Linked DNA regions of Homo sapiens: regions 2, 3, 4, 5, 6 and 7 are each linked to region 1. Evidence: chromatin loops called from intact Hi-C (ENCODE). Cell type or tissue: GM12878. All regions are shown on one strand. Region 1 holds the start of LOC101927829 (a long non-coding RNA gene). Region 2 has its middle 160 kb from the start of ZNF385D-AS2. Region 3 has its middle 64 kb from the start of ZNF385D-AS2. Region 4 has its middle 330 kb from the start of SGO1. Region 5 has its middle 490 kb from the start of SGO1. Region 6 has its middle 550 kb from the start of SGO1. Region 7 overlaps ZNF385D (zinc finger protein 385D).

What was found. A loop is a pair of places that touch in the nucleus more often than their neighbours do. Peaks named below come from ENCODE experiments on the same cell type or tissue, not always from the same donor. Only the 100,000 strongest peaks of a DNase experiment are listed, where the experiment ranks them.
Region 2: it touches region 1 in a loop (8-fold over the local background); 39 of 110 quality-filtered maps call a loop at or near these places.
Region 3: a loop joins it to region 1, with 8 times the contacts of the local background. A loop is called at or near these places in 24 of 110 quality-filtered maps.
Region 4: it touches region 1 in a loop (8-fold over the local background); 8 of 110 quality-filtered maps call a loop at or near these places.
Region 5: a loop joins it to region 1, with 2.1 times the contacts of the local background. A loop is called at or near these places in 4 of 110 quality-filtered maps.
Region 6: a loop joins it to region 1, with 2.2 times the contacts of the local background. A loop is called at or near these places in 15 of 110 quality-filtered maps.
Region 7: it touches region 1 in a loop (12-fold over the local background); 18 of 110 quality-filtered maps call a loop at or near these places.

Annotation. Positions count from the first base shown.
Region 1 is chr3:20,338,584-20,342,583 of GRCh38, forward strand. It overlaps LOC101927829 (a long non-coding RNA gene), which reads left to right and starts at 3,885. Exons shown (of 5, transcript NR_110814.1): 1 at 3,885-4,000. In GM12878, a CTCF peak has its summit at 1,929 (motif pointing right); a DNase peak (open chromatin) is centred at 1,905.
Region 2 is chr3:22,115,752-22,119,751 of GRCh38, forward strand. It overlaps a transcript of ZNF385D not described here. Among named protein-coding and RNA genes, the nearest start is that of ZNF385D-AS2, 160 kb to the left of the region's middle. In GM12878, no CTCF peak of the experiment used is centred here; no DNase peak of the experiment used is centred here.
Region 3 is chr3:21,890,840-21,894,839 of GRCh38, forward strand. It overlaps a transcript of ZNF385D not described here. Among named protein-coding and RNA genes, the nearest start is that of ZNF385D-AS2, 64 kb to the right of the region's middle. In GM12878, no CTCF peak of the experiment used is centred here; no DNase peak of the experiment used is centred here.
Region 4 is chr3:20,509,842-20,513,841 of GRCh38, forward strand. No RefSeq gene overlaps it. Among named protein-coding and RNA genes, the nearest start is that of SGO1, 330 kb to the left of the region's middle. In GM12878, a CTCF peak has its summit at 2,134 (motif pointing right); a DNase peak (open chromatin) is centred at 2,129.
Region 5 is chr3:20,672,905-20,676,904 of GRCh38, forward strand. No RefSeq gene overlaps it. Among named protein-coding and RNA genes, the nearest start is that of SGO1, 490 kb to the left of the region's middle. In GM12878, no CTCF peak of the experiment used is centred here; no DNase peak of the experiment used is centred here.
Region 6 is chr3:20,733,119-20,737,118 of GRCh38, forward strand. No RefSeq gene overlaps it. Among named protein-coding and RNA genes, the nearest start is that of SGO1, 550 kb to the left of the region's middle. In GM12878, no CTCF peak of the experiment used is centred here; no DNase peak of the experiment used is centred here.
Region 7 is chr3:21,482,964-21,486,963 of GRCh38, forward strand. All of the region lies in intron 4 of ZNF385D (zinc finger protein 385D), which reads right to left. Among named protein-coding and RNA genes, the nearest start is that of ZNF385D-AS1, 58 kb to the right of the region's middle. In GM12878, a CTCF peak has its summit at 1,542 (motif pointing left); a DNase peak (open chromatin) is centred at 1,558.

The DNA.
Region 1 (4,000 bases):
GGAAAATTTCCTGCTTTTTCTTAAACTCTAGACTGCTCTTGAATGAATTTTGTACAAGAGAGCAATGAGAAACTGATAGCACTAGATGGAAATTTATGTCTTATCCAAAGGCTCTGGTATAACATCTTCAGTTAGCTGGGGGGCTCCAGGTCTCACAGAAACAAAAGTCCTTAAGGTTTAAGAATTTCTTCTTTCTTAAATATTTCCAGGACAACCTAGAGACCACTGTTAGTAGATCATCCATTGAGAAGGGTATATGTGAAATGTGAGAAAGTGGAGAGTTACCCATTGGATTTCAATGATTTTCTGGGCCTGTAGTAAATTACAGTTGTGGCCTCAGTTCTTTACCCATCACTGTATGCACATGTTTTGCTCTGTGGCTGCATTTTCTCTCAATGAAAAGATAGAGTCTCTTTCCCTTGAATTTGGGCTTACTTGTGAATTGCTTTGCCCAACAGAATGCAGCAGAAATGACAGCATGACATTTCTGAGCCTAGGTCTAAGAAGGCATTGCATGTTTCTGTCGTCTGGCTGAGAACACTGCTATGAGAACGTTACTGGCCTAGCTTCTGCATGATGAAAGACACAGTCTCATCAGCCCCAGAGTAGTATCAGCGGAGCCATGTAGTTGACAACTCCAGACATGTAAGCAATAAATGCTTAATGTCGAATGCTGCTGATGTTTCGTGGTTGGTTGTTATGCAGTGTTATTGTGACAATAATGCCACAATATAGCTTAGGGGATTAGTTTCCAGATGGATTATACATATAAAGTTCTGATAATTTTTCATGGAAATCTTGATACTTCATTAAAATAAATAAGAAGTCGTTGCTTAGCTCAATCACCTACCATGGGACATTTATCTACTGATTTGATTTGATCTGGGGGCAAAGGTTTCAGCCTTCAGCCTGGTAGTAGCCATATGCAAATGTATTTGTGTCTCTCCCAACCTGACAGATAAACAGACAGGCATCTAGAAGTTATCAAGTAAATACTTAGATGGGATTCTTGTGTTCAGTGTGAGTGTTCTCAAAATTTCAGTAAAGAGTTCTTTCCCCTGGGACATTAGATGTGGCTTAATAATGGCCACTAGTATATTTGTATTTGCAATCAGGCACAATGAACAGAATTGCTCCCAGGTTATCATTTGGGAATTTAAACACACTCTTTTTCTTTTGCCAGGTCCATTTCTGGCATGTATGGAATGAATCAGTGTGCCATCCTTTTAAGGCCCATTCATTGTCTTCTGGTTTTATTTTACGTCCATTTCTTCCTCTTACTAGAGAAAACAATTGAATTTTGTGGAAGCCCCAGGGGTTTGTGAATTTCAGAGGGACAGGGTTTTACCTGGAAAGAGAAAGGATTTTTGATTGAAAATAGAGGCTACTTATGACTCATTCAAAGGAGTTTTTCCTCTCCTTCATCTTATTTGCCTAGTGATTTTGTCTTATATGACACTTTGGAGCCTACTGTGAGATGACTGCTTCACACTGGATCTTTTTCAAATATTTTTCAAGGACAAACATCCTTCCTACAGGTTTTCTCATCTGTAATGATTGTCTTGTCTGGGGATTGTATTCTGATTAATTCAACGTTAGCTTTCTCACTGCTTCAGTGGATTCCAAATTTGTCATAGTTAAAAAAAAATTCTCCTGGGAAGTTTTATAAAAGAAGTTGGTGAAGAGAGGGCTTAGGATTTATTCTGCTGACCAATCTTTAGAATGTGGTAGGGGACTGAGGCACACAAAAAAGAAAAATGGAAGGAATGCCCAATTCTTATGCATTCTCATAGGTCAGGCATAACTCAGGAGTTTTGCAGAAATTTCAGTGATTGTTGCTCACATGGAGGTTTTACCCTGCAGTCACCATCCAATTGAGCAAAAAGCAGTTAAAAGGATGCAATAAGGGATTCAGCCAGCAGAGGGCGGGAGAGCCACACCCAGTTGCTTGGACCAGTTACACACCTCCAAGCCAACTCGTTCTGAAGACACAAGCCTTTTTTTTGGTAAGCGTTTTGCTTTCACTAAGTCCCTTCTGACAGAATGGGCAAGAGTCAATCTGCCCGGAATTGAATACTGGCTGCACCATGCGCTAGCTTCATCATCTTTTTGTGCCTGATTATTTCTCATTGGAAAAATGGGAAAAGCATAGTCATGGTGAGGATGTCATAAGGGTGTTGCGAAGATGATGAAGTTAACTTATGTAACACATTCCAAACAGTGCTTGGTAACTACTTGATAAATATTATTTAATAGTATTATAGGCTATCCCTTTGCCTTCTGTCTTCCATCCTCCCAAGTCTGAATGCAAAAATAAATTAATATGGCAATAGGTTATGTGGGCTGATTCCTCTTCACTCTTTGAAACTCATCTCAAAAAGCGCAACATACCTTCGTGATATTTCTGCCAAAAATGCTTATGCCAAATCTAACCGCGAGAAACAGTTTAGAGTAGTTCCAAACCAGAGACATTCTACTAAATTCAGGGACATTTTTTTTTTTTTTTTTTTTTTGAGAGACAGAGTTTTGCTCTTGTTGCCCAGGCTGGAGTGCAATGGCACAATCTCGGCTCACCACAACCTCCACCTCCTGGGTTCAAGTGATTCTCCTGCCTCAGCCTCCCGAGTAGCTGGGATTACAGGTGTGTGCCACCACGCCCGGCTTATTTTGTATTTTTAGTAGAGACGGGGTTTCTCCATGTTGGTCAGGCTGGTCTCGAACTCCCGACCTTAGGTCGTCCGCTCGTCTCGGCCTCCCAAAGTGCTGGGATTACAGGCGTGAGCCACTGTGCCCAGCGTAAATTCAGGGACATTCTACTAAATAACTAGACTCTGCACTTTAAAAATTACAAGGTCATGAAAGACAAAGAAAGAATCTGAAACTGTTCCAGATTGTAGGATACTAAAGACACATGAAAGCTGAATGCAGCATATGAGCTGGGGATTTCTTCTGCTGTAGAGTACACATTGGGACAATTGGTGAAATTTGAATAAGGTCTGTAGATAAGATCGTAGTATTGTATCAGTATTGATTACCTGATTTTGTTACTTGTAGGCTACAGAAGAGAATGTCCTTGCTTTTAGGAAATATACACCAGAATCTTCAAGAGTAAATGGGGCATCATAATTTCTGTAAGTTACTCTCAATTTTTTTTTTTTTTTTTTTTTTTTTTTTTTTTAGACAGAGTCTCTGTTGCCCAGGCTGGAGTGCAGTGGTACGATCTTGGCTCACTGTAGCCTCCACACCCTGGGTTCAAGGGATTCTCCTGTCTCAGCCACCCAAGTAGCTGGGATTACAGGCGTGCACCGCCATTCCCAGCTAATTTTTGTATTTTTGATAGAAACGGGGTTTCACCATTTGACTAGGCTGGCTGGAACTCCTAGTCAGGACTTCAAGTGATCCACCCACCTCAGCCTCCCAAAGTGCTGGGATTACAGGCATGAGCCACCGCGCCCAGCCCCAAATTTTTTTTGAAAAAAGAAATGTATATTTGTGTGTGTGTGTTTGTGCGTGTATGTGCATATCTGTATGTAAGCATATTTGATATAATAGCATTTAGTACATCTGGTTAAAGGGCATATGAGAATTCTTTGTAGTGTTCTTGCAACTTTTGTTAGCCTGAAATTACATCAAAATACAAAGGTAAAAAATAAAACCATAAATAAAAAATACAATCCCAGCTCTCAGGATGCCTCCTTCTTTAATAGTTTTCCCTGATGTCCCCTGCCTTACCCTTTGCCTTAGGTGGGTTAGGAGCCCTGGCCCTGTGTGCCCTCAGTCTGTAGCTTCTCTCTCTGTCACAGCACTGTATTACACTGTATTGTGACCACCTGATTATGTCATTAAACTATGAGCTGGGACAAAGAAGGCAGGGGTGCTATCTCATTCAACTTTGTATCACCTGAGCTTAACTAACACCTGGCACAGAGAAGAAACATATTAAGGATTTGCTGAGAGAATAAGATAGTATAACTTGGTCTTATATCTAAGGTTTGATTTT
Region 2 (4,000 bases), 1.8 Mb after region 1:
ACAGCTTTAGTCATATGACCTCTGAAGCACTTTGGTGATTTAATCATCATCAGGAAAAACCGCTAGCAGGAAGGTTTAACCTACTAAGAAAACAGGTTTTTGTTTCCTTAAAATAAAACTATCTTTGCAATTTTTGATCTTGTCAATACTTTAAAGCGAGCTGATGCCTATACCAAAAGCTGTCCGAGGTTGCAGCCACGACCACTTCCAAACTGAAGCTGGAAGCTAAATAATGACCTACTGGGGATAAACTTTTACATCTCAGAAGCAGAATTAACTCCTGTATTTTCCTGTGTTCATATAAAAAGTTCAAGCTTTGGAAACTATCAATATTTACACATAAGTATGATTTTAACCATGCTACGGTAGGATAATAATCTTTATAAATCAGTGAATTTTTATAATAATATGTATTTAAAATTAGAGAGCTTTTAGAAAAAAGCTCTCAAGTTATAAATTTTTCTTTGTATTCTCTCCTGAATCTATTTTATATAGATTTCCCGGATGTCTACATTTGACACTTAACACCAAATAACACTTTTTATTGAAGTCACATTTACTGAAACCCATGGAGTAACACATTCAGCAGTCAACATACTCCTTTTTTCCATTAAATTAAGAAGATTGCTCCAATTCAAGAACTACTCAGATTATTTTGTTCATTACCTGCATGAATGAATGCATTCTGTAACATTCTCTAAAGGAAAGAAGGAATTTAAGGCATCCTGCAAAAATGTACACAATAAAATGTAGTAAAAGTGGGTGAAGAAAACAGAAAAAAGAGAAAATGTATAGAAAGGAGAAGATATAAAGAAATGTGAGAGACGAAATTACACAAAATTTCTTAGAACTGAGGCAACATTTGAATGTAAGCTTTCTAACAACTAATGCAAAGACAGAACCATCACACATAGTTGATTTGAAGAGATTATCAGATAAAACCAAAATTTGTCAGTCTAACCTTAAATGTAATGCAAAATTTAGAGACACATTTATTCCACAAAGCCTAGCATATATAGTGACAATATCCTCAAAATTACAGTTTTTATAAATATGATGAAAGGTTTATAAGGCTATTTCTGATAAGCTCTTTATAGAAATTGTCTGTAACACTAAAACTTATAATGAAAACACTGAGTTGTCACCATGTGCTAGTCACTTTACTAAGTGTTTAGGTCATTTGGCCATCATAACCACCCTATACAATGGTTAAAATTTGTTACCCTCTTTCAACAAATTAGGAAAATAGCTTAGGAAAGTTAAATAAATTGTCCAGGATGGTATATCTGTTAGAGGCATGGAAAGAATTCAAACTGACCCCAAATTCAGGCTTTGAGATGCCAGGCTTTAGGAGTTCCCACTGGTGAGGCTTTATGTCATGGTATCTAAAACATACTTATGTTAACAAACAGAAAAATCCAGCAATATGGAGCTTATGTAAATATTTTAAATTATTACAAGTAGAAGTGTGCTTTGGCTCTCATAGGATTTGGGCTCCCTAGGGGATTAAATAGGAACTCAGAGCAATATACTTTGAGCAATATAACTTCTTAATGTTCCTTCCAAGATAAGCAGGTTGCAAAATGGGTTCTCTGAAACTGAATGAGTAAACCTGTTTCGTATGAGTGTTAGTTGTGAGCTAACTAAATTATGGGGAATGGTTACACGACTTATGATTTTGAAATTAAGAACAGGCTTATCTCTCTGGCTTGAGGAGGAAAAGACAGGGAATAGGCATCTTGTTCAACCAAAATTGGCATGAAATGATTAAATAACAGGTTAAATAGGAAAGGTATCTGAATTCACACTGATTTATTCCACTATTTTTTTTTTACAAAAAAAATGATATTCTTTTAACTTTAAATTAGACTTAAATTGAATATTTTAGATATTTACTTTTAAATAAACTTAATGGTTACAAATTTCTAACTTGATCAACATTACTGGTAATATTACCATTGATTATTAATAATGATTAAAAAGTATTTACATGAAAGGATGTCCATTATTCCCAATAAAAGAAGAAATTAAGAAAAATATTCACTTTTCTATATTACAGCATTTAGATGACAAAGGTAGAAATCTTTTTATCTAATATAATCGTAACAATCATTTAAAGGATTTGTGGATTTTAAAAACGTAATTTCATGTGGCACAATTTCTTAACATCTGAACATGGTACTCTACTGCCCTCTCATGGATATTACAGAAGTAACAAGAAGAATAAAGTCAACTTAAAAAGGGTCAACAAAATGAACTTTGTTTAAATAAAACCTGTGATTTGTAACAGACGCACAATTAAATAAGTATTTTTATGCAGAATATCGCTTTTATGAAATGTCATAAAATGTTTAGACACAGGTACTTTAAATAATTATGAAGTAAAATAAATGAAGCGTACTTTACTTATAGAATTGTGAACTATGGAATTGCTAATGTCTCTCTTATTCCAAAATCCCATTGTTCTAAAGTATGCCATTATTTCCCTGAGTTTAGTAGTCTCAGGTGACTGCCATAGAGAAAATAACTTTAGTTTGGTAATCCCTCCAAACCATAAATTGTTTTGCCATGATTGATAAATTTCTTCATGGAACAAAAAGTAAGAAATCTTAGAAAACTGTAAATATAAATATAAGTAGAAATCCAAGCATGATGCTTAACATCTGAGATTGCATTTGTGAGGTGAGGGAGGGAGTGAAAACATGGTTGCTGCATATAGTTTTACAGGTTGTAGACTGTACATCTCCAAAGGGTGTTGCCTAGATAAGACATTTTAAAATGATTGCCCACATGTAAATTACACCATTAGGTATACTTCTAGTATTTTGAATTAAGCAATTCAACTTTTTTTTCCCAATGATATCGGTAAGAGGTTAGGGAAATTCATTCATGTTGGTGTGGAAGAACAGCCTCTCGATGGTTAAGACAAACAAAGAGCAGATAGCTGTTTTGTCTCTGAAGCCTGATATCCTTGATCTGACCTAGCACCTCTTCTGTTAACAGTCATAGTTCTGGGTTTAGAATTTCACAGGCCTTAGGAACATGATGTAAGCACTATTTTAACACTGTTTCTTAATTCATTTCATACATACAAATTTGAGCATTTCACATGTACTTTCCATTACTGCTTTGTAGATAAAAGTTTTTAGAAACATTTGCAAGTCTTATAACATTATCGACCAGACTGAAAAATTTTTAGTTTTTAACATGGAATATGATCAGAGACATAAGAAACTATCACCTGCTATTGTACTGTTTTTTCAGGGATTACCTAATTCTAAAAAATTGAATATTAATTATCTTAAATATAAAGGAATCAAGTCCAGATTAACTGTTCTACAGGGGCTACAAAGCCCAGGGATAGGACGTCCTGTGGTGCTGCCAAGAATACCACCCGCCTGATGAACTTTGCCATTGGCACTGGCTTCAGAAGGAATCTGCTTGGAACTTAATATAGAAAAAATACCTTGTCAGCTACTTAACATGGATTAAGAATATAAATCAACATCTTCATTACTATAAAATTAGTCAAAAGAAATGTTAAATAAAAATACAAGGCATTGACTTATGTCCGAGGCCAAATCTGTAAAATCATATCTTCTTGTCATATAAACTGAAATGCAGTCTAGACTAATTTACTACTATTTTAATCTTAAAATGTTATATTTAGACATAATTTGTTGGGGGGAATATGCTTTTGTTTGTGAATGCTTAAATGATTTATTAATAATTCTTATCACCTTTTATTGCTCTATCCTCTACTTTTTCAACTGGTTTTGATTCCATAATGGCCTTCTCCTCTAGCTTCTTAGAGTTGCTCTGTTTTGAGTCACTGTCTCTCCCAAAATAGGTTTTGATCATTTGCTCTGCTTTTATAGCTAGCTTATGGTTACTTCAGCCACTGTGCAGGACAGGTTGCTGGAGCCTCTTAGGCAGTGGTAGATTGGAAGATATGCTGTTTTACTATCTCTCCAGTAGATTTTGTGTCACAGGATTCCCT
Region 3 (4,000 bases), 1.6 Mb after region 1:
GGAAAACAGACACCATGAACTTTCAGTGGTTTCAAACCACATTGGTTGTACGATTTTTGTTTTTATAATTTTGTTTTTGGTCTCCAACAGTATTTAAGAATTTCAAGGTGGGAGAAGAGAAAGTGAATTTTTAAAGCAGCATGGCAGAAAAGCAAACCCACTTGGAACTGGACTAATACAGGTTTGGATTTTACCTTTGACAATAGTTGTACAGCAAATTTATAGGTTTTCTAGGAAGTTATAATTTCATCATTTGCAAAATGGTTAAAGTAATACTCTATAAGATTTTTATGAAAATAAAAGGATAGAGGGAAAGTGTTTATCTAATTATTGCTTGACACGCAGAAGGTAATCAATAAACAGATATTTCGTTATTGTTATTATTGTTCTGTTTTCATTGTTAAGACTCTCATCGTCAGTATTATCTATCTAATGGATAGAATGAACAAGGAGCTATCCAGGAAGTACACTGAGATCACAGGTAAAAAAAATATAAAAAAATACATTTTGATACCTTAAAGCACAGCTTTCAAGTAATGCGTGACTAGTTCAAATGTCTGCCCAGCCATCCTGACCACACCATTCATTTTTCAACCCCTTATCCTGTTGGTTTTCTGAATGGCCTTATCATTGTCACACACCTCATTATATGGTTATTTGTTTACTATCTTTTTTCCTCAGAGGTAAATGATATAAGACATGGGTTTATTTCTGTTTTACTTGTGTGTATCTGGCAATTAAACTAGAATCCAGCACACAGGAAATAATAAATATTCATTGATGGAATGAATGCTTTGATGTCACAGCAGTGGAAAATGTCCAGTTAATATTCTAACACAAGTGGTTACATTAGTTTGAAATTAGGCTGAGAGGCCTTGACGTTTTCTAACAATCTGAGATACTAATTAATGAGGTGGTAGTCTATTGTCATTATCCCTAAATGGTATATTTTTAAAGTTCTGAAGACACAGTAAGTTTCACTTACTTTTAAATTTATACTAATTCCCCCAATTCAATAATCCATAGGATTTTCTGTCATTGATGTGATTTAGAAAAGTTTCACTCTGTCTGCTTAATAGCTTTTTCAAAGTGAGAACCAAGCTGATCACAAATACTAAATCAAGGAAATATTATCAACAGCAGCAAAGATACTGGTCTCCATGTGTTCATGCAAAATATCCATTTTAATTTAACTGTAGTTTATATGATATTGGTTTGTTTCGAGGGCAACTGAAACTTTTCTTCAAAAATTAACTCCCAATACTTGCTTCGTGGGATAGGAAGCATTCTGAATGAAAATATCACTACAAGCAATGGAAATTAAAACACCTCAAATGAAATCTTATTTTTATAATTGAGATGGAAAAATTTGAATATATAGAATTTAGGTGAAAGGGATGTTTGCCTGAATTTCTCAGCCTCTATAGTGCACAGCTTTGAAAGCGCTACAGTGCCAGGAATATGCTGGCTCAGCACAGAAACCTAGAAGGAGAAATAATAGCAAATGACTGCCTCAGGTTTGCCCAAATAAATTCCTCCAGATATCTCTAAGAATACAACAATCCAGAGAAATCATTTTCAAAGTGTGCTCTTACCCTTAACTCAATTTTGCTCCTCCAAATAGACTTGTTTGTGCTTTGCTCTGATTAGATTTAAAACTATTATTATCATTACTGATTTGGTAAAACTCATTAATGTAAGCATGACTTTTCTCAAAATACACTTGAAGAAATATCAGGATTAAGACTTACTGGTTTCCTACCAAAACAAGTCCTATTTATTTGCAAAGGAGCTAAACATAGGTCTTTAACAGACTTTAAATTTAAATTAAATTTAATTACATTTAAGAGACATTCACTCTCTCCACCAGTTTTTCTACTTCTTTTACCTCAATTGGTCTATAGCCCTCTGAAGTTAATTTCCAAAAACTATTTACTCACGTGCAAGATAACGCCAAGAAATAAGATGCAGATTAGTGATTTTTTAAACCATGCATTGTGGATTGTAAAGTCCACTTGTTTTATATTTTACAAAATGAAATAGAATAGAATAGAATGCAGAATGTCAGAGTAAGTGACATATTGTAAAAATAAGCATTTTTTGGACAATTTCTATTGCGTGTATGTATTTGGTCCTATGTAAAGTGTGATTTTTACAATAAACTCCAATCAGAAAAGCTTGAAAAACATAGGAGAAGAGAAGAAAATAGAATTTAGAGGTAAATAGGACTAGCCTGAATGGTGGCTGTAACACTCCCTGCATGATATCAAGTAAGTCACGTAACCTCTCAGAGCTTTAAGTTTCTCATCTAAAATGGTGAGAATTCCAGGTATTGTTGATGTGGAAGAGTATTGGTAGATTAGAAGCATTGTAGACATAAGGCAGAACAAACTGGATTGTCATCGTACCTCATCCACATCTGCTTTTAGCACAGATACACATCATTCCAAATATGAATTGCACATTTATGGAAGGGAAGGAGGTATGACACAAAATGTAAAACATGGTAAAAAATAATAACAAACAAAAAAGTGCCTTGCACAGACAGCTTATTCTTAAATGGCACTCATGTCATCGAGCTGTTTTACTGCACTGGTCTGTGGTCTGGGAATTAGCACATGAGATATGCAAAGATGAGTCATGATCTCCATAAATAATATTTTAAAAGGCTACTTAACTAGCCTTTATGTGAAATATAAACCTCTAAGCACTTTATTGTGTCCTTAAATAATTTAGCTCATTGAATGTTTTCCCCCTGAACTCATTCAAATCAGTTATCGTTAGAAGTTCATTTGAAATTCTAGCCATGCCAAGACAGAGTACCAACAGTATTCTGAAGGTTGAAAGTTGCATGGAAATTGAGAATTGGCAACAAGGAGAATTTCCCTCTCGTCAAGTCTAGCTATTTTAGAACTCAGAGAATTAAAAAAGAGATATTCCACATTTTATCAAAGCCATGGTTGTAAATTCTAGTTCCCTAATAAGGCAACCATCTCTGCAGACTTTTAATAATATCACTTGAAATTGTATTTAGTTTTTAAATTTTATCTTGCAAACGGAAAATTATTTTCATTGTACAGGTTGTATAGCTCAATTTAAACATAATCATTGCCTTAGATAACTTACAAAAACAACTTTTAACATGTTCAAAACTTTCACCTGGACTTAGGAAGTTCAAAAATATCCAATGATAGAATACTTGTTTCTGTGTCTCGAGGCAGTTAGATACATGTTTTCCATTCCTTAAAACCTCTTAAATTTTTAAACTTGCATAGTCATATATATCAAAACGTATTTTTAAATTGCACTAAGCTAGATAATTTCTGATTTATTTTCCTTTGAACAACATAACAAGAAAAACAACAGTATTACCTCTATAATAATTAAAGTTAAACAAATTGAGACCATTAGGTTAATAATCCACTGTCACAAATACTATCTTAAGAACTAGTATGTTATACTTAGTCAATTCATGTAATATTACCTCTTGGAGAGCACGATTTGTTAAAAAATTAAGATTAAAATATTATATTGGCATAAATGCAAAGAAAAATTTTTGAGCAAATGTTTGAAGCCAAAAACATCCCTGAGTTTTAAACTTTCTAATTCTTTCTGATTTGCTCTTTCCTTTCTTTTGCAATATGATTTATCTTTGTGATGAAAACACACTTTTATTTATTTTCAGCTGAAAGACTAGTTATAGCTATGACTTTACAACAGCAAAGCTCACCTTATTTTGTTTAAAGACCTTCTTTGTAATTATTTATACTTAATATAGTTTGTGAGTTGTAATTATCCTCTAAATTCATGGTATATGGGCTCCCTCCAGTGGCTAAGTTAGCAACCACAGATCTGAAATGTCTATTTTAAATGACTGATATATTTAAGTAATGATCAGCAATGGTTTCAATATTGCTGAGTTTAAATCTTACAAGCAGCAATAAGTTTTAGGTGAGCATATAACTGCAGTGTTACAACCCTTTCAGAAGAAACGTAGAGC
Region 4 (4,000 bases), 170 kb after region 1:
TTTCTTTTTGTATTGTGTCTTTGCCAGATTTTGCTATCAGGGTAATTCTGGCTTCACAGAATTAGTTAGGGTGGAGTCCCTCCTTCACAATTCTTTAGAACAGTTTCAGCAATATTCTTACCAGCGCTTCTTTGTATGTCTCTATATTTTGGCTGTGAATCCATCTCGTCAAGGGCTTTATTATTTTTGGTAGGTTTTTTATTACTGATTTAATTTCTGAAGTCAATGTTGATATGTTCGGGGTTTCAAGTTCTTTTCAATTCAGTCTTTGCAGGTTGTGTGTTTCCAGGAATTTGTCCATTTCCTCTAGATTTTCTAATTTGTGTGGACAGAGGTGTTCATAATAGTTTCTGAGGATCCTTTATATTTCTGTGAGATCAGTCGTTATTTCTGATTCTGCATGTTTGGGTTTTCTCTCATTTTTTCTGTGTTAATCTAGCTAATGGTTAATTGATCTTGTTTATTTATTCTTTCAGAGAACCCACTTTTGCTTTATTTGATCCTTTGTATGAATTTTTGCCTTTCAATTTTGTTCAGTCTTGCTCCAATTATAGTTATTTGTTTTCTTCTGCTAGCTTTGGGGTTACTTTGTTCTTGTTTTTCAAATTGCTCTAGATCTAGTATTAGATTGTTAAATTGAGGTCTTTCTAACTTCTTGATGTAGGTGTGTTTGCTACTTTTTAGATGTCTATTAGGTCCAATTGCGCAAGTGTTTAATTTAGGTCCAGAGTTTCCTTGTCAGTTTTCTGCCGCAATGATCTGTCCAATTCTGTCAGTGGAATGTTGAAATTCCACACTATTATTATGTGGCTGTGTAAATACTTTTGAAGGTCTAAAAGTACTTGTTTTATGAATCTGGGTCATCCAACGTTTGGTGCATATATATTTAGAATTGTTAAGTCTTCTTGTTGTATCGAATCCTTTATCATTATATATTACATTTCTTTATCTTTTTTTACTCTTGGTTTAAAGTCTGTTTTGGCTGATATAAGAATGGTGACCCCTGATCTTTTTTTATTTTCTGTTTCCATAATAGGACTATGTACGTAAATTTATTTTTGTGGTAGCAAGTATCTTTCTTTCATTTCCGTGTTTAGAACTGCCTTAAGAATCTCTTATGAGGCTGGCGTAGTGGTAATGAATCCCCTTAGCATTCGCTTGTCTGAAAAATATTTTATTTCTCCTTCTCTTTTGAAGCTTATTTTCGGGAGAAATGAAATTCTTGGTTAGAATTTCTTTTCCTTAGGGATGCTGAAAATAGGCCTCTAGTCTCTTCTGGCTGTCAGGTTTCTGCTGAAAAGATCATTGTTAGTCTGATGGGGTTTGCTTTGTATGCGATCTGACCATTTTCTCTAGCTGCCTTTAAGATTTTTTCTTTAGCTTTGACCTTGGACAGTCTGGTATCTATATGCCTTTGTGATGTTTGTTTTGCATTGTATATCACAGGTATTCTCTTAATTTCTTGTGTTTGGATGTCTATCTCTATAGCAAGATAAAATAAATTTTCTTGAATTATTGCCTTAAATATGTTTTCCAGTTTGTTTACTTTTTCTCCTTCTCTCACAGGTATGCCAGTAAGTCTTAAGTTTCATTGTTTTAAAATTTTCAAAAAAATTTTGACTGAATGTGCTAGTTTGAAGAACCAGTTCAAGCTCTGAGTTTTTTCAGTTCCAGAAGCTCTGATGCATTTCTTTTTAAGATGCGTCTCTCTTCCTTCTTTTCCTGAATTGTTGAGAAGTTTCTCTGTGTTGATTTTTAACTGTCTTGGATCTCATTAAGCTTTCTTGCAATCCATGCTTCACATTTTCTGTCATTTTTGAGTTTTCATTTTCTTTAGGGACCACTGCTGCAGAGCTGATGTGATTCTTTGGTGGTGTCACAATATTCAGGTTTTTCATGATGACAGAACTCTTGCCCTTTTTCCTTGTCATCTCGAGACACTGGCACTTCCAATTTATGTAATTATTTTCATGTGTCTTTCTTTCCTTTTTTTGTCTTTCACTTTTCCTCTTTGCCTATGGGGTGTGACTGTAGAGAGTGTTGGGTAGAGTCTTCTGGCTTTGCTTCTACAGTCCTATGCACTTCTGTCAGCAGGTTTTATATTGGACTGTGCAGTTTGACCTATAGGTCAGTAGATGGCGCTTACAGATAAGAACTGGCTATGGCCAATGTGGATGAGTATATACTGGATCTTTTTTTACTGGGAGACTCTGTTGAGAGCCAGCCTCAGGCAATGGGCTGATCCGTGAAGTGAACAGTGGCCTGAGCTCCCTGATAAACCCTGTAGGAAAGGATGAAGATAGGCAGGGCCAGATTAGGTAAGCCTGCCTACAGGTTCCCTGATGGCAGGCACAAGCACCAGCACCAAGAAGGAGATCCAGTGAGTGGCCACCAAGTTTTCAGAAGTGGGCATAGGCATGGAGCTGGGGAAATCTCTGGCTTCAAGTCTCTGCATGAGGGTGGGGCAGCCTAAACTCCTGTTGCAGAAGAATGGGTGTTCCAGATGTCTGGAGATCTTCCTGGGCGTGGAGCATAGAGGGTCCTGCTGCACCACAATCTCTGCACAGGAAGGGTGGGGAGATTCAGGCTGCTAATCCACGTGAGCAGGTGCTCCAATGCTGGAGATATGCCTGGGCATGGAGCAAGGAGGTCCTCACTTCACTATAGTCTCTGCGAAGTGGAGTTCAGACTGCTGATCCAGGTGGGTGGGTGCTCTGAATGCCAAGAGCTTCTTAGCAGACTTTATTACTTTCAGACAGTATAATTACTGTCAGAAATACTATAAATGGCAGGGCATGCTGTGTATTGTGATTCCAGGTGGTGCCTTTTATATGATAGTCTAATTTAGTCTCTATGTTAACGGAATCCCAGGAGTTGTACAGGGCCCTGCTTTCCCAAACTTATATGGCAGCCTTCACACTGTTGAGGTCACTGTGGCCATGATGTTACTTCCAGCTTTCCCATAATTAACTGCTTCCTGCTCCAGGCTCTTTTGTATTTACTGATGTTTTCTAGAGCCACTTTATTCCTATGACTTATTTAGAATCCAGTGTTTGTTCACCACTAAAAATACTCTGTCTTTATGACCAAGAAGAGTAAATGTTGGACAGCAGTGTTAGATATGATGATCACACTGTTTATTTTTGAAGTGTTTGGAGACAAACCTTGATGGAGGCAGAACGAAGAGTAAAAATAATTTGGCCTAAGGATTGCTAACTGTGTAACCTTGGGCAAGATGCTTAAACTCTTTAGAGCCCTTAATTATGTTATATGCAGAATGGAGATAATAATGTATTTGCTTTTCTTTTGGTGAAGATTAAATGAGATAATAGATGTAAAGTGTTTGAATCAGGGTCTAACACTTATTAGCAGTATGTATTAGTTGCTCAAAAGTTATAAGTTGTCTTCTTATCATCCTTTTTATCTTGATTGTTGAAGTTTTTAAGTTTGATACATTAAAGATTTCATGTCTTTTTTGGGTATATTAAGTCTTTTATCATAATGTCATGTTCCTTTCTGTACTTAGTAATTTTTTTTCTTTTCTCTGAAGTCTACTTTATCTGCTATTCATATAGCTATATAGCTTTTTTGTGATTGTTTTCATGGTATATATATTTTTCTTCTATTTACTTTTTACCTACTTATATCAGTATATTTGAAATGAATTTCTTGTAGACAGCAGATAGCTGAGTCATTTTGAACTATATTCTGATAATTTTTTTAATATAAAGCATTTATATTTTAATTGGTGTCTTTAAGCCCTTCATATTTAATGTAATTTTTGATGTCTGGATTTAAGGCTGCCACTTTATTGTTTTGTTTGTCTTGTTTTTGTTTCTCTCTTTCTCTTTTCTTACCTTTCTGTGGGTTACTGAAATAATTTTTAGTGTTACATTTTTCCTTATCTGTAGTGTGCATATATTTCTTTGTATATGTTTTAAAAATATTTTTCTTAGTGATTGCTCTAGATATTACCCTATATTCCAATTTAAAGTTGCAC
Region 5 (4,000 bases), 330 kb after region 1:
TGCCTTTAAAAACTCTTGCTTGCAAGCCATCAGGGAGATGAAGTCTTAAGTGAGAGCTGCCTGATGCCCCTTGCTTGGTGTCCTGTAAATAAAGTCCTCCATTCTTCTACTGCAAAACCTCCATGTGGATGTTTGGCCTTACTGCACAGGGTGAGTAGATCCCAGTTCAATTTGGTGACAGTAGGTCCAATTTGAACCAACTCACAAGGTCTAATTATTAAACATTCAGGAATTTTGTGAGATGAGCTTTCAATTGTTGAAGCTTGAAATTGACCATGCACATAAGCAAATGCTACAAATGAAGGCTTCTTTTTTCCCTCAGAAAGCTGTTTTATCTACTCATCACTAGGACTAGAATATTAGATGTTCCTTGGGCATCTCTATCTTTATGTGGTTTCTCCATGTAATATCTCCAGGATGGTGGGTTCAGTGTAGCTGGACTTCTTTTACACACCCTCCAGATTCAAGAAGAGAGAATACGGACTCCGCCTCTCAATGGGGGAGTGTTGATGTCACATTGTAAGGATTAGCATGTGAATAGGAATGCTTGTTGAAGCTACCTTGGCAAAGACAACCCTCACAAAGACTTTTTCCATTTTTCTCTTTTTTTACTGTTTTATGGTTATACAATTAATGCTTATTGTAATAAATTATATAAGAAGTTAAAAATCACCTGCCTTCACCATGAAATAAGTAGCATTATTGTTTTGATAACAATCCATTTGCAAATCTCTTTGTGAATACATATATACATAATTTTGAAGGAATGAGGTTAAGTCATAAACATTGTTTTAATGTTTAGTGTCATAGGAACTATTCTACAGTTTTCTCTTTGGTTTCTTCTTCTTCTTTTTTCCTCCCTCCCTTATTTGTGCCTTGCTTATCACACTTACAATATGCCAAAAAAATCTCTAAATCAAATGATAAAGGCTCTGTTAGTTTCCCAATGCTGCTACAACAAATTAAGCTTAAAGCAACAAAAATGTATTCTTGCACAGTTGTAGAGGCCAGAAATCTGAAATCAACATCACTGAGCTGAAATCAAGGTGTAGTTAGAGCTGTGCTCCCTCTGGAGGCTCTAGGGGAGAAAGAATCTGTTGCTTGCTCCTTCCAGCTTCTTGTGTATACTTGCATTCCTTGGCTTGTGGCTGCATTACTCCAATCTCTGCCTTCATAGTCACATTGCCTCTTCTGTTTTTATCAAATCTCCCTCTGCCTCTCTCTTGTAAGAAAACATGTGATTGCATGTAGGGCCTACCAGGATAATCCAGTATGATCTCCTCATCTTGAGATCCTTATCTTAATCACGTATGCAAAGTTTTCCCATAAAAAGTTTTATATATAGGTTTTAGGTATTAGGACCTGATATCAAGTGGCCATTATCCATTCCACTACAAAGGCCTAACTTACTCTTTTTAATTATTTCTTAATATTATACAATATAGAAGTTACAATTAATTCAACAATGTCCCAAATAATGGCCATTTATTTTTATTGCCTAAAACATTTTTAAAACTTTATAAGTTATAAGAACAATAAAAAATTATCCTTAACTTTGCTTCCATTGCCTTTCCAAAGTACAACTAATTGTATATCCATTCATAATTTCCATGTATATACAGGTGAATATGTGTATATATATGTATGCATATCACTTTTATACAAAGAGGAAAAGTCATACATGTATTTTTGTTAGTTTTTAAATGTATTTATTTTACTAATCTTGGAAATTTTTTCCTATCTGCATATATAAATCATATAGATCCACCATAATCACCATAACCAGTTTCCTATTAATGAGTATTTAGGTTGTTTCACTATTTTTCAATTATAAACATTGCTGCAATAAATACTTAAATATGTGTATCTTTACACTCTGTATCCTTAAAATAAATTTTTAGCAGTGGAAATGTTAGACTAAGTGATATCTATCAACATTTTAATGTTGATAGATATTACTAATTTTCCTTTCAAAAAGTTACACTAATAAGGAAAATGTTAAAGCTATTTTTAATAGTCATATAGCTTTAGCGCGAGTAAAATGTGATTCTGCCCATAGCTGTTGTAGATGCTTCAGAGTAGACATTAAAGAGACACTCAAGGCTGGGCGTGGTGGCTCATGCCTGTAATCCCAGCACTTTGGGAGGCCAAGGCAGGTGGATCACGAGGTCACGAGATCAAGACCATCCTGGCTAACACGGTGAAACCCCGTCTCTACTAAAAAAAAAAAAATACAAAAAAGTTAGCTGGGCATGGTGGTGGGCGCCTGTAGTCCCAGCTACTCGGGAGGCTGAGGTAGGAGAATGGCGTGAACCTGGGAGGCAGAGCTTGCAGTGAGCCGAAATCATGCCACTGCACTCCAGCCTGGACAACAGAGTGAAACTCCGTCTCAAAAAAAAAAAAAAAAAAAAAAAGAGTCACTCAAGAATTTGTAAGAGCTCTCTAAGCAGAGAATGTAGTAAGGAGGGTATTTGATGGAGAGGGAATAGGAGGAACAAAAGAACAAAGATATGGAAATATGTGAGGCCTTCAGGGAACAACTTTTTGATTGTAAAGAGGAAAATGAAGTATTAATAAGAGATATTACTATCTTAATTACATTTAGTAAATACTTGATAAGCACATGGCTAGAAGCCCTAAGCTTCCATTAGATTTAAGTTTCTTAGGACAAGTGAAGCCAGCTGCTGCAACAAACATTCCCTAATATTAGTGGCTTAACCAAATAACAGCTTACTTATTTCTCTTATTGTCAAGGTGTAGGAGGGAAGGTTTGCTCTATCCAGTCCTTCAGGGATCCAGCATTCTTTCATGCTGGGGCTCCACCATCTCTAACCTGTAGTATCAAGGTTGCTCTGGTGTCATTTTGTTGTCTAGTCAGCAGATGGGTCAAGGAAGAGGGAACATGATAAAGCCCATTCACCTTTAGCTGCCTTATTAATTTTTCCTGCATAATGAGTTATGCCAGAGTTTATCAGGATGAAACAACACACGTTTATAATCTCACGTTTCTATAGGTCAAGAATCTGGGCATGACTTGAATGGGTCCTTTGTTTCATAGTCTGTCTTAAGGCTGCAATTAGGTTGTCATCCAGAGCTGAAGTCTCATCTGAAGGCCCAAATGAGAAAGCATCTTTATTCAAGCACACTTGCACTTACATGGCTGTTGGTAGAATTAAGTTCCTTTAAGGCTGTTGGACTGAGGGTATTAGTTACTTGCATATGAGGCTCTTCCAACATGGCAGCTCACTTCAACAAACTTGGTGAGAGAGAGCATCTGCTAGCAAGAGGGACATGATGCTCTTATATAATGTAATCATGGAAGTGACTTTGATGTATTTAATTGGGTAGAAGAAAGTCACTAGACAATCTCATATTTAAAGAGAAGAGATTAATATAAGGGAATCAAAATTGGGAGAAAGGCATTCCAGGAGACAACTTTAGAGTTGGCCTGCTACTACTACACTGGTCCCAAAGTGATGTATTACTTCTAATACATTTTATTGGCACAAAATTGTCACACTGGCCTTACCTAGAGGTAGAGGACTAGGAAATATAGCTTAACCCTGTGCTCAGGGAGAAGAAAAACATTTGATAAGCATCTACCCAACCTCTGCCACAACATTCTTAGTGTTCAAAGCTTCTGTGTTACTAGGTTCATAATGAGTCATTAAAGAAAATGGGAGGTCTGAGACCTGAACTAACTTTTCAGGCCGTGAGACAACCAGTATCACCACCTCTATTATCAGCAGTATTTCTTTTTTTTTTTGGAGATAGAGTCTTGCTCTGTCACCAGGCCGGAATGCAGTGGTGCAATCTCAGCCCACTGCAACCTCTGCCTCCCAGGTTCCAGTGATTCTCTTGCCTCAGCCTCCCAAGTAGCTGGGACTACAGGTGCATGGCACCATGCCCAGCTAATTTTTGTATTTTTAGTAGAGACAGGGTTTCACCATGTTGGCCAGGATGGTCTTGATCTCTTGACGTCGTGATCTGCCCTCCTTGG
Region 6 (4,000 bases), 390 kb after region 1:
GATTTGCCAACAGTCAAAATCTTGCTCTTGCATTTTACTGAAGCCTATTTCTAATCTCAAGCCATTCTGAGCTGACTTTCCTAATTTCTCTACTAAGGTATACCTTAATGTTTTGGAGAGTTTTACTACTCTCAATCCATGTTTTCAGATAAGAGAAGGTTTACAACAATCGTTTCCTTGTTTGGAAATTTTAAATAGCTTTGGTATTTACCCTATTAACATGGCATTGAACATGATATGAACAGATATGTATGCTATTATGTATGTTAGCAAATACTGTATACTTATAGTTGACTATAAACACAAAGGCAATAGCTGTTACTTATCAAGCCTGTATCTTCTGTTGGGAACTGCCATTTATTATGTAACTACAACTCTAACAGGAGATATTTCATTCATTTCTCATGACATTTTTGTAAGGTAGATATTAACATCCCCATTTTACAGAGAAGCAAACTGAGTTAGATTGAGTTTAAATAACTTACTCTAGGTCATATAGATGGTAAGTGATGGGTATAGATTTTGATATCTGTGACAAAAATCTCATATTCTTTCCAATTCCTTACCTTCCATATGGTGCCTCATCTAATAAATGCAGCTAATGGTTATTTATTGTGGTTAAGATTCTATTAGGAATATATAAGCTGTATTATAGAAGTGTGACTTGTGGACACATAGGAGCCAGATAATCTCTAGTAGTCTACAGGTTTGATGGAAGAAAATCTATCAGTATTCCAATCTAACAATGTCTTGACTGAGAATTCCAACCTTTTTTCAGAACAATTTTTGTGCTCTAATACCTTTTTTTTCTCATTAGAGAGGCCATAATCCAATTTAAACAACTTTGGACATTATACAAAATAGCTTCTCAAGTTATTTCTATTTACCACATGAGTCTGTATGTACTAGAAAATTGTGTGAGTTTTTTAATCAAACATAATTAAAGTATTCATTATGTAATAATATTTTATCCTGTTTAATAGGGAAAATAATTACACTCAAATTTAATTCCTTATGAAGGAGATAGTTCTGAATTAACAGATTTCCCAATCTCTTAATAATAATCAAGATCTTCTAGCTATCCATACCTGTGATACACCCGGCACTGTTTTTGGCAATGTGGTATTACATAAACAAAACATACAAGAATACCGGATGTCATAAAACTTAACTTCTTGTAAAAGGCTACAGAAAATTTTTTAAAAACACAATTAAGAAAATTGTGTCATAATTACAACCAGTAAATATTATAGAAAAATAATTTTAAAAGAACAGGAAAGAAAAAGTGAGAATGCTGAGACATTCTCACTGAGTATTATGTGAATTGGTTAGAGTAGACTTCACTGAAAAGAAGAGTATTGAATAAATGAAGACAAATAGAGTTAATCAGGCAAATATCTGGGAAAGAGCATTTCAATAAAAGCAATAGCTTCAACAAAGGCTTAAAATGGGAGCAATGAAAAGCAAAAAGGTCAATGAGCTTGGAGCGAAGAGAGGGAGAGAGAAAAAAAGTTGTAGGAGACAAGATAGAGAACCAGAGGCCAAATCATGTAGGCATTTGTTGGCCCTTATAAGGACTTTGGCATTTACTCTGAGTGAACAAGGATTATTGGTGCTTTGGGGCAGAAAACAATATTTGACTTACATTTTAAAAGATCACTCTGGACACTCTGGATAATATGTTGAAGATAACCTACAGAGAGATAAAAGAAAAATCAGTTAGGCAACTACTTTAATAACTCCTTAATGTGATAATGGTGCCTTCGATAAGAGAAATAGCAGGCAGATGGGGAGAAGCATGCAGATGATAGACATGTTTAAAATTAGAGTCAACAAGATTTTCTGATGAATTGAGTATGAAGCATAAGAGACACAGAGAAGTCAAGGGGGACTCCAACGCAATTGGCCTGGACAATTTCGATGATTATCATCCACTGAAATGAAGAAGGCTGTGAGTATAAGATGTTTCAGGGGAGGGAGAAAGATGAGGAGTGCAGTATTTGAAGATGTTGAATTTGAGACATTTAGTGTATATACAAGTGTGTATGTGTTGGTACACAGTTGGTGTACAAGTCTAGAATTTGAGAACAAAATATGGGCTAGAGTTTTACATTTGGTATTTTGGGGGATGTAGATGGAATATTAAAGCCCTGAGACTGAATGGGATCATGTAGGGAGTAAGTGTAAATAGAAAATCAAGTACAACAAAGGGACCAAACCTCTAAATACTCTAACATTTGAAAATTGGAAAGGAGGCCGGGCGCAGTGGCTCACGCCTGTAATCCCACACTTTGGGAGGCTGAGGCGGGTGGATCACGAGGTCAGGAGTTCGAGACAAGCCTGGCCAACATGGTGAAACCCCATCTCTACTAAAGATACAAAAAATTAGCCAGGCATGGTGGTGTGCGCCTGTAATCCCAGCTACTCAGGAGGCTGAGGCAGGAGAATCGCTTGAACCTGGAGCTGGAGGTGGAGGTTGCAGTGAGCCAAGATTACGCCATTGCACTCCAGCCTCGGTGACAGGGTGAGACTCCGTCTCAAAACAAAACAAACAAAACGTGAACAAATAAAAAGAAAACAGAAAGGAGAGAAGGAATAAGCAGTAGACACTGAGAGTGAACAACTACTCAGGTAAAAAGAAAATTGAAATTGCGTGGCATCCTAGAAGCCAAGAGTACACAGTGCGTCAAAGAAGAGGTAGGATTTTCATATCTGACTGTAATGAACAAAATTGCAAAACACTATCCCTTTCATACAAACCAAAACAAACTAGGTAAGCTACCAAAATCACTGATTAAAAAAAGTCATCAGAAGCTTCAGATATAAAGGAACATAAATTAATTAAATTTCAGAAAGTAATGAGGAAAGCAAAGGCTCATAGTTGTTCTTAAAACCAGAAGTACAAGGGAAGAGGAAGAATATGATATAGATGTCCATAAGAGCTTAAGTCAGATTAACTTTCAACAGACTTCCATTGGCCACATGGCATGTCAGATTAGAATTCTGAGGAGTCTAGTCATACAGCAGGTCTACATCAACTGGCCAACAGTTTTCAACGAGTGTTTGTAAGTATACAGGTAGTAAGCTAAAGGCTGGAGATAAAGAAGAAAAGCTGAGAGAGACCCCTGCTGAGGCATGCCGGATCTCTGTGTATGGCCTGTTCTGTGCAGGCCAGGGCACAGCCCACCGTACTGTAGAGGCTGGATACGTGATAGTAAAGCTAAGAGAAATCCATCTGGGGCACTTGTCTGAAGACTGAAGAGCAGAAGGTCTGAGAAAGATTTTCTGTGAAGCAGAAAACTGAGGGCAGGAATGAAGAGTAAAGTGACTTCCACAAAGCTCCAGAAGCTGGCAATCTGGCTGTCAAGCAGAAGATTTTCCATTGTTTGGAATTCTGTCAAAGAATAAGAGCTGTCTGTAATATCACCAGTTCCTTGCAAAAAGAAAAAATCCTGATCCCACCTTTAAAATATTATACTATTGCTGCAAGAAAAACCAGATTCAGCTCAAGTACAGATAAGATTGACTCAGCAGCCTGACGGAAGAAAGGGTGTGCCCGTTTCTGGAGGTGAATATTATTCAGTTCAGTCTCTAATGTCATTTTATACAAAAGTTACATTATAAAATAAAAAACCATAAGACATTTAAAAAATGAAGAAAATGTGATTTATGTTAAATAGTAAATAGGAAATAGCAAAGATAAATAGATAGGGAGATCGCTCAGACATGGTAATTATTAGAGAGGAACTTTAACACAGCTTTGATGGGGTCTGCTGGAAGAGATTAACATCATGCACGAAGATATGAAGTATTTCTCCAGAGAGATGAAAACTATAAAAAAGAATGAAAAGAAAATGCTAGAATTTAAACAAAACGGTGAAAAATAAAAAATTTATCAGATGGAGCAACATAACAGCAGTCTAGAGGGTGGGATAAGTGAACTTGAAAGGCAGGTCAATAGAATGTATCCAAACAGAAACACAAATAAGGAATATAAAAG
Region 7 (4,000 bases), 1.1 Mb after region 1:
CATTAGACAGTATTATTAAAAACTAGAGATTATATTCACATTTTACCAGCTTTAACATGTAATCTTGTTTAAATATACATTTCTATGAAATTTTATCACATGTGTAGATTCTTGTAATCATCATCATGATCAGGAATAGACTGCTATATTGCTCCAAAAAATAGTTATTTGTACTACCCCATTAAAGTCATAGCTTACCTCCAACCCTAAATCCTGGGAACTATGCTATGTCTTCAATGTAATTTGGAGAATGTCACATAAGTGGAATAGTAAAAGATGGATCACTTTGAGATTGGTTTTGTTCACTCACCATAATGTCCTTGAGATCTATCCAAATTATACATATCAATAGTTTATTCCTCTTTACTGCTGAGTGGTATCCCACTGTATCTCTGTATCACAGTTTGTTAATCCACTTGCCCAATGAAAGACAGGTTGTTTCTACTGTATGTGAGGATTAACAGAACTGTTATAAATGTCTGGAGTAAATACCCAGCAGTAAGATTGCTGGGTCATATGGCAAGTATATGTTTACTTTTACAAGAAAATGCCAAATTCTTTCTCACCAGCAATGTATAAAACTCCCTGATGCTCTACATCCTTATCAGAACTTAGCATTGATGGGATTTGTTATTTATTTTACACATTCTAATAGGTGTGTAGAGGTATCTTATAATGTGCTGATTTGCATTTCCCTGATAGCTAATAATGTGGAATATCTTTTTATGTGCTTTTCATTGTACCATCTGTGCATTATTTGACAAAATGTCTGCTCATGGCTTTCGTCTATTTTCTAAGTGGATTATTTGTTTTCTTGCTGTCAAGTTTAAAGTACTTTTTATATATTCTAGATATAACATCTTTTCCAGATATGTGAATTAAAAAATTTTCTCCTGGACTAATATTTCTTTTTTGCAGACCATAAGTTTTTAATTTTGATGAAATCCAATTTATCTTTTTTTTTCTCTTACGGATCATGCTATTGGCATCATTCTTTGTCAGTCAGGGTCCAATCAAAAAAGAGAAACTGGCATCGTAATTTGGACAGGGGAAATTTAATGTTAACTGTAACAAGGGATTGCTTAATGACGATTGTATAGTAAGAAATAAAGACATCTCCAAATAATATATGAATAGCAGATATAAGGAGCAGTCATGCCTACCTAGGGCTGAAATAATGTGCTTAGAGAAAAGAGCTCACCCTTCCCAGGGCTGAGCTCTAGACCTTGTTGGACACGGTTTGACCGTGGCTCACTGAATGGTAGAGAGGTTGCCATGAGGCATCACAGGTGGAACTTGCTAACCCTCTAGGGTGCCAGTAGAAGTGGTTCATAGGAAAATGTCTCACTAGAGGCACAATGTTACAAAACTGCTTTAGGGGTGTGTTGAGAGAGGCCACTAGTCTGTGGGCATTTCTGGACACCATGCACTGCACAAGCTGGGCATCTTTCGAAGAAGCTATCTGCACCGCAGGAGTCTGGTCAGTGAACATCCAAGACCAAGAAGACAGACCTCTTCCTCCTGCGATGTCTCTCCAGTGCCCCCTGCTGACAAAGGTTAACATCATGCCAGCTTATAAAGAAGGATATGTAAAGGGTCTAGATCCATTGTCACAAGATGGGAATGGTCAAGAGTGTCCTGCCCTGCAGTTTTACCAGTGCCCTTTGGAGGGGGGACTGCCTCTGCTTGCATTAGTGCTGAGCACAAATAGCAGGACTCTTTGATCCAGATTCTGAAGTGTCAGGGAGGAGAGGGAGAGGTGTGGTAGGTTTGAGATGCTCTCCTGGAATACAGTGGGTATAATCAAAAGAGTCCCATCCTACAAGGCTGTCTCTTCCAAGTTTAGAATATGACTGAAAAGAGCAGACTTGTCTTGGGACTATTTTGTCTGAACCCATTGGTACTTCTAGCTTGCAGACTGCTCCTGTGCCCAGACCGGCATATATAGGAGGCAAACAAAACAAAATAAAGGAAACAAACCAAAAATGGGGAACTTATCACTGAGTCATCCTGTAAGTCTTGAGGCTGCTAGACAGTCCTACCTCTCTCCCTACTTCTCTTTCTTCAAAGTCTCCTAATGCTTGGCTTATGTGTTCTGTCCAGACTTTATATTCATAATTAATGCAGGAGAAATAAGGTGAAATGAGTTTACTCCATTTTCTTTTGAACCAGAAACTTTCCATGTCCTAAGTTTAAACTGAATTATTTGCTAGAAACACGTCAAGGTTTATTTCACATGTACGTGTTTCTGAGCCACAGTGTTACATGATCAGCTGGCTCAGGAAGATGCCTTCTAAAAAAATGCTTATCCTGATCCACAGGCTCACTTACTTGATAAAGCTGGAGATGGGTCCTAATGCAAACATTAGAGAGACACTTATGTTATTATGAAGGGCAAGCTCTACTAAATACTGGAGCCGACTTGAGAAGACAACTTGAATTGTCCTAAACTGCCAGCTGGTGGTGGCAAATGCCCATTAGGCATCATTGATTCTTACCTTTCTGGCACATCAAGGGACCTGGAATGCCTTGGCACTCTTTTCTGCTATACCATCATTTCTGCTCTTGCTAGGTTAGCTATCATCTTCCTCTATGTTTTTTTAATATAGATAACATCTCTTTGATTCCTCCTTTCACCATTTTTCCCATCTGTGAGGATTACAGAGAAGTGGGATATTCCACCTCTGCCTCAAAATTCTAATTCACATTAATAATAATGATCATAATAAATAGTAACAGTAACTTTCTATCATTTCAGAACACCTACTATGTGGCAGGCCTTATGTTAGAGGCCTTAATTGCATTATTGATCATCCTCCCTATGATTTGTTACTTGACAGATGAAGAAAATTAAATGGTACAGCTGAGATTAGAAACCTAATGTCTGAGTCCAAATCTCATCTTCTTTTCCCAAAAAAAAACCCTTTATCTGAATCCCACTACCACCATCACCACATCTGTACCACCCCTTTTGCCTGTACTTTTAGGCACACCTCACAGTATTTACATTTCAGTTTTCTCTACTAAGCAAGACTGAAAGCTCCTTGATAGCAATGAATTATCTTAAAACACCTACCTAACACAGGATCCTGTGTTAGGATTGGGTCACCAGCTGATGATTTTTATAGCTGCCAATTTAGAAGTTGGCCGTCTCTGAAAACTGGCTTAGCAGAGAGATTGAAACAATTTATCTAGAGAGTCACAAATTCAGCCGATGACCAGCTGAGTGGAAGTGATGCTCAGTGAATAATGAGGCTAATCTGACTGATGATCAAGATTGAGTCATGCATGCATATGAGCACCCAACTTGAAATGAGGTATCACTGTACGCATTAATTTATAACTACATATGAAGAAAAGGAGCCAAGTCTCATAAACCCAAGTGCTGGCCTTTCAAACACACACATTTCATTCAGAGACTCAAATTTGACAATGATACCTGATAAAGGCTCACATCAGTCATATCACAGCCTCCATCCTGATTACAAAGTGCATACTGTCCATTTCTCTGAATAGGATGCCATGTTATCAAAAGATGATAAATGTGCTTGCAAACAGGTAGGGCTAAAAAAATGCTTGCAATATTTCTTTGTGGTTTTGCAACAACAAACATCTTGACTGAATTTCCTATCTGCTGGGAAGTAAAAAGCAAAAGGCTTTAATGATCAGGAAAGTTCAAATGTAAAATATAAAAATGAAAGAATCTGGGCATTGGGACAGACATTAGGTCACATCTAGTACGACCACAATCCAGAGCTGGAAGTTGCTCCAAAATATTCCTAGCAACCAATCACATAGCCTGTATTAGAATTCCTCCAAAGTCAGGAAAATATCTAGAGTGCTCTATTTGATAGAATGTTTATTTGTTCATTGATTCACTCATATATTTGTATGATGACTATTCATATCATACTTTTTTTTAAACTGGCTAGGACCATGCAAAGCATTAGGAAAATAGCTATGAACAAGATACATATTCTTGAAGAACTTCTATTCTACT